2 separate regions of the Mus musculus genome follow, and region 2 is linked to region 1. A link is a loop called in an ENCODE intact Hi-C map of the cell type or tissue named here. Cell type or tissue: left cerebral cortex. All regions are shown on one strand. Each heading gives the region's core, and the rest is flanking DNA. Links, peaks and the distances in the headings are about the cores only.

Region 1 (2,909 bases), core at 105-2,604:
GCTTGAGGGCATCTCCCCTCCCCTCCAAAAAAAGCTTCCCCCCCACCCACCCCCCGCTAAGCAAGCCAAGGGAAGAGCACAACCCTTGCCTGTCTGATCCTGCCAGTCTCTCCCTCCCACCTCTCTGCTTCTGGCTTAGGAAAAAGCTATCCAGGATTCTAAGCCCTCGGTGTGAGAGGTTCCCTGGCTGAGGAGCTCCAAGCCCAGATGCCCCCCCGCCCCCCCTCCCGGGCTGGGCTAGGCTTACAGGAAATGCATGCATTGCTGTGTGGCCTTCCATGCTCTTGGAGTCTAGGTGCAACAGGATGGAGCCAGGTGAAGGAGGACAGGCAAGAGTTCTTCAGAAGGCCAAGTGGGCGTGGCTTCCCGGCCGCACCCACCTACCACTGTCCTTGGGGGAGGAGCTGAAAGGAGCAGGTCATTGGTGAAACTACCCATCAGTCCCAAGCTTAACCAGCTGGGAAAGAGGGCCAAGGTATTGTCTCCACGGAGTCCTCTAAGAATGGCGTCAGTGGAGAGGGTGGAAAGGAGAAAAGAAGTTTGAAACCAGGGAAGTCTGGTTTCACGGCTGAGTATCTTGGGCCTGGAGTTTTTTATACCTTAATGGACCCACCTTTATTCCCAAATCATCTTCACTATCCACCCTGTCCTTGAACATTACCCTGTGGAGAAAGTACTGTTCACCCTGGCCCGTGGCACATAGTAGGTCTTCACTGAGTATTGGATGGATGGAAAAATGAATGTAAGGCTGAATGAGGTTGGATAACTGGTTGGTTTGTTCCTTAGCTCTGAGCTCAAGCTGGTACTCGGTGGGTGCTCAGAGGCAAGCTGTAGCCACGAACCTTCTCAGAGATCCAGGATTGTGACGCTACTCCGCCCTGGTGCAGAGTTGGTTTCCCTTGGAAGGGCCAGGCTGCCAAAGCACGCCTATTACCATATGGTAATGATAATAGCAACAGCCCGCCTCCCAGCTCGGCCAAAAGCCCCGCCCCTTCGGCTCCATAAACCACAGCACTGGAGTCCTTTCTTCTGCTGCATAGAAAGGTGACTCGGAAGCACAGTCAGTTAACAGGGGGCTCTGGGAAACTAAGGCAAAGGAGAAGTCACCCAGGGCAGCCACAAGCTTTTCATTTAGTTTATGTCTACTGCTGCCCGCCAGAGGCGGTGCTTGCAGTTTGCTCTCCTGGCACTCAGACTCTCGAGTCACAGTGAACCACGCCTCTCTCTTGGGCTCAGGTCCAGTAGGAACCGTGAGCCTCTAGGCAGCCAAGGTGCAGCTATCTGCCTGCCCGCCCGCAAGAGTGAGCAGGTCCTAATCCTCTGTCCTTGGTGCTGACACGGGCTCTCCCGACAGAGGGTGCTAACACAAAAGCAACCTTCTCCGCCTTGCTCCAGGGATGGACACCCGGAGGTCACGATGGAGTTTTAAGTTCTCTTCTCCAGGGACAGGGTACCACTGGCTCTCACAGCCTTGTTTCCAGAGGGTGGGCTTTGTAGGTTTGGGGAGAGCTACTTGGTGGAGTAGAGAATATGAGGACCTGCCTCTGTGCGCTGGGTGCTGTCAGAGACTTCAGCTTGTGAAACAGTAGCAGATCAGTGTGTGCGGCATGACTCCTATTTTAAAGATGAGATGGATGAGAAACAGAGAGGTAAGCAGCAACTTTTCCAGGGGAACAGCTAGTGATGGACTCAGGTTTGAATGCAGGATCCACTTCAAGGCTAGAGCTTTTGCATGCTTTCCTTGGCCACCTGCAATAACCCCACAGGGATCCACATGCATACATACACAGGGGCTCGTGTGTGAGTACACACACATGCCAGATGGACAACTTTCATGAGTCCATTGTGTCCATTTATTGGCTCCCATCTAATCATCACGGAAGTCCTCCATGGCAACTTTGTGTACACATGACTTACAGATAAGGAAACTAAGTTGCAGAGATGCCAGGTGAATCGTGAAGATAGGGTAAGGCAGAAGATTCTGAACATAGGGACCAGGTACGGGCATAGGGACCAGGTACAGGCTTCTCTCTCTCTCTCTCTCTCTCTCTCTCTCTCTCTCTCTCTCTCTCTTGCTTCTCTTTATGCTGGCAATCAACACCACCGGCATACATCCCACGCAGGACCCGTTTATCTAAATTAAACACAACCAGAAATGATGGCAATACCCAAACCGATTGCGAGCCAGCCACTTGGAATTAAGCCTTACATCTCCTCCTTAACAGACTTGGCCCACCTACATTGTCAAGATTCCACATATTCCCCTAGAAAAGGACGCCACGGGCTGAGGTGGTAATCTCCTCACAGGACACGCACAGGGGTGCTAGGTATCATTCACCCAGATGAGGGAGTTGGAGGCCAGGGTTCCCCACACTGGGTCTCACACAGAGACCATTTGTGAGCTTGTAATGAAAATTCCTCAAAAGAGGGTTTCATGGCTAAGTCTACTTGGAGAATGCCAGTAGTTTCCTCTCAGCTCACAGGAGCACAGTAGCTTTGTTGGATGGGAATCTGCCTTTGCTTATCACCCCTCTTCTTATCAATTCTTATTAACATCTATGTCCCCAGGTGTCTGTGACAATAGCGGACAGGTGACAACAGTAGCAAATAGAATGACCACCGCTGACTGATGACATGTGTCACTAGCTAAACGCAGCCTGCTTGTTTGGATGCTTTGCTTGTACTAGTTAATCAAGCTCTGCACAGCCCTGTGGAGTAGACTCTACCTGTGGGTCCATAGAATACAGAAGGACATGAAGGGACAGATAGTGAAGTCATTGCCTAACGTCACCTACCTGGTATATGGTAAAGTTGGCATCTAAAGATAGACGACCCCTTGCTGATCTGTCTCTCTGCTTTCTGACCTATGTTTCCCAGCCCATACTCTCCAGCCCACCTCTCTATGCTGA
Region 2 (2,909 bases), core at 101-2,600, 110 kb before region 1:
TGAATTAAGAAATGACGACAAATTCAGTAAGTAAAAAATACTGCTTACATAGCGGGTCACTGACTTTTCTATCGCTATAACACCATGAAGATCACATTGAACAGGGTTTCTGGTTTCAGGGTCTGATACCACAATGGCAGAACAAAGGCATGGCGACAGGAACAACTGAGAGCTCACATCTTGATCCACAAGAAGGAGGCAGAGACACTGAGAATGGCACTGATATCTGGAACCTCAAAGCCAGTGACACACCTCCTCCAACAAGACCACACCTCCTAATCCTTCCCAAACAGTTCCACCAACTGGGGACCAAGAATTCAGCTATGTGAGCCTGTGTCGGGTATCATCGAACCACCTTAAATAGTAAGATTTATTTATTCATTCACTCATGTATTCATTTGCCTGTTTGCTTGCTTATGTGTGTATGTCATGTGAGTGCTGGTATTCTCGAAGGCCACTAGAGGGTGCTATAACCCTTGGTGTTGGAGCTTCAGGTAACCTTGGGAAAGTCCTCTGTAGGAGCAGCAAGCACTCTTGACTACTGAGCCGTCTGTCCGTCTCTCCAGCCCACCCTGCTAGAGTCACAGAAAGTCTAAGAAGAGGGTGAATTGGAATCTGAGCATCTTGGCTGCAGGATCTGAGTGTTGATGACTTAGGAGACGATGCCACTCCGGGGCCTGTTACCTCTTCGTGCATTAGGAAGAGGAAGGTCATTGCTATTTGCAGGTGATGTAATTATATAACAATTAAGAAAGTTGAAAGACAGCCTACCAGAACTGACGAGTGTCAGTACAATGTTTGCCTAGATGGCTGGCCTGCATACATCAGCAGTTTCCTTCCCTCTCCAGGGACCCCAGTGTGCCATGAGGGGCACTGTGGGCTTCTGAGGCTGCTTGTAGGGGTAGAGGGTGGGGACAGGGATGGGTCAGTAGGGTTGCAAGGTAGTCTGGGAGGAGCTAATTGTTATTCACTGATTAAGGTAGACTCTGAAGCTCTCTCTCCTTCCAGATCAGCCTGCCCCAGGCATAGGGTTTCCTTCTGTGAAGCTGAAAACCCTGCACTCCTCAAGCACCCGTCTTCCTGGGCTTTGGCATAATGCGAGGATCCCCCATGTGGGCCTCTTGTTTTATTCTGCAGTACCAAGCCACTCCAGGGGAGGGCGCTGTCCTGATACAGATGCTCAAAGACACCCTGGTTGCTCAGGGATGTGGATGGGGACAGGGAGGCTGGGCAAGGATACAAGGGTGCAGTGAGTGAGTGGCCCGCTCCAAGTGTTGACCAAGGCTTCGGGGAGAGATGGACTCCTGGCAGGTGTTGAGAGTTGACTAACAGGAGGAGATGTGAATGAGTAGTGGCAACAGACTCAGAGGACGGGAAAGATTTTAAGAGTCCTGGCTGAGGAAATCTGTGGGTGGTGATGTCATTTGCTATGATGAGGAAAGAAGGGGGATGCGTGGGCAGAGCGGGGATGCAAAGCTTCATGATGGCCGTGCCAATCGGGAGATATTGTCAATTCTTTCTGTGCAAGGACAGCAACTTTATAAAATTGGATGGTGGCAAGCCTGCTGCTCTTAAACATCTTGGATCACCCCTCATGGATTATGTCCAAACCCAACAGCATGGCAGGTGAACATAATGTATTCTGGACAGGTCCCCTGACCCACAAGACTTCTCCTTCCTTCCCTTTCAGACCCTCGTTGAGCACCGGATGAAGCTGAGGTGGGCTGCCCTCAGACCCTTTGCACCGCTCTTCCCTCACTATGCCACACCTGTCCTGGCTCTAAGCTAGGGGATTCCTCTCTATCACCAGGCTCCGTTATCTGTCTCAGCAGAGTACATGCTGGGACAAGACCTCCGTGTGAAAACCCAAGCTCTCTGGTGACACTTCTTCTCCACCGGGAGGGTTGAGGAGTGACCTGAGGATTTTGGGGCGGGGGGGTGGATCACCCAGGCTCTGCACTGACAGATGAGATGGGCTTCCCTCCTGTCCAGGTTGTACCTTGAGTGGTCTGCTATTCAAGGGTTAAAGGGGACCATGTGAGCCACTTAAGGAAATAAACAGCTTTCCAACATCCGCAATTATTTTGGAAGCACCTGCTCTCGTATAATTAATGTGCCAATTAAGATGATTATTATAGCCGTTAAAGCATATCCCCCAAGAACCACCGCTTCACAATACATGTTTACGCTCATCGGAGTCACTCTGCCACCTTACAGAAGAATAACAACAACAGCAACAGCAACACAGCGTCAGCTGCTGAATTGTCTCCCAAGCAGGCTTGGTTGACCCAGGCTCCTGCCTCCATCCCCAGGGTGGCTGAGGTCTCTCTTTCTCTCTCTGTGTGTCTTGCCTCCACAAGGAGTCACCTCTGGACAGTTTCACCCAGCATTTTCTAAAGAAGCATTCAGTTTGGAGGATTCTGTAAGGATGGGGAGGGGAGGGGGACACTGCCGCTGCCTCTCCGCCCCGAGTGCTCATCTCAGGCTAGGTGAACCGTGCCGTGTCTCCCACACATCCTTGCTTGATGTTGACAATGTCTTCATGGGTCTGTGCCTCTGCAGACAGGTGGCTCTAGCCAGGCGCTGATGACAGCATCCTGAAGCCTCTGGCCCAGTCTATTCCTCTGCCAGCATCCTCCTCCTGTCTTTAGAGTGGAAGTGGATGGCCCAGAAACCTTGGAGACCTGCATCAAGATGACCAGACTGGCTAGTGTTTAGATCTACCTGGACCTTGCTGGACGGGAGACCAGGGGCCAGCTAGTGTACTTCTCTGAGCCTCATTGTCCCCAGCTGTTGAGTATTCAGAGGTGGCTGGTCAAACACCCAGCATTGCAGCTGACCAACACTGTGGATAGCCTTCATGCTCACTATGGGGGAGTCAGGGTTTGAGCCCTGTCTTGTCAACCTGC

The links. Hi-C counts contacts between places; a loop is a spot of excess contacts. Peaks named below come from ENCODE experiments on the same cell type or tissue, not always from the same donor. Only the 100,000 strongest peaks of a DNase experiment are listed, where the experiment ranks them.
Region 2: it touches region 1 in a loop (2.5-fold over the local background); 4 of 42 quality-filtered maps call a loop at or near these places.

Annotation. Positions count from the first base shown.
Region 1 is chr4:140,248,257-140,251,165 of GRCm38, forward strand. No RefSeq gene overlaps it. Among named protein-coding and RNA genes, the nearest start is that of Igsf21, 2.9 kb to the left of the region's middle. In left cerebral cortex, for the core only: a CTCF peak has its summit at 1,339; DNase peaks (open chromatin) are centred at 951, 1,281 and 2,375.
Region 2 is chr4:140,142,915-140,145,823 of GRCm38, forward strand. All of the region lies in intron 2 of Igsf21 (immunoglobulin superfamily, member 21), which reads right to left. It overlaps Gm13029 (predicted gene 13029), which reads left to right. Exons shown (of 3, transcript NR_153821.1): 1 at 1-363; 2 at 567-726; 3 at 1,691-2,074. Among named protein-coding and RNA genes, the nearest start is that of Gm13029, 1.5 kb to the left of the region's middle. In left cerebral cortex, for the core only: CTCF peaks have their summits at 455 (motif pointing right) and 1,162 (motif pointing right); a DNase peak (open chromatin) is centred at 1,426.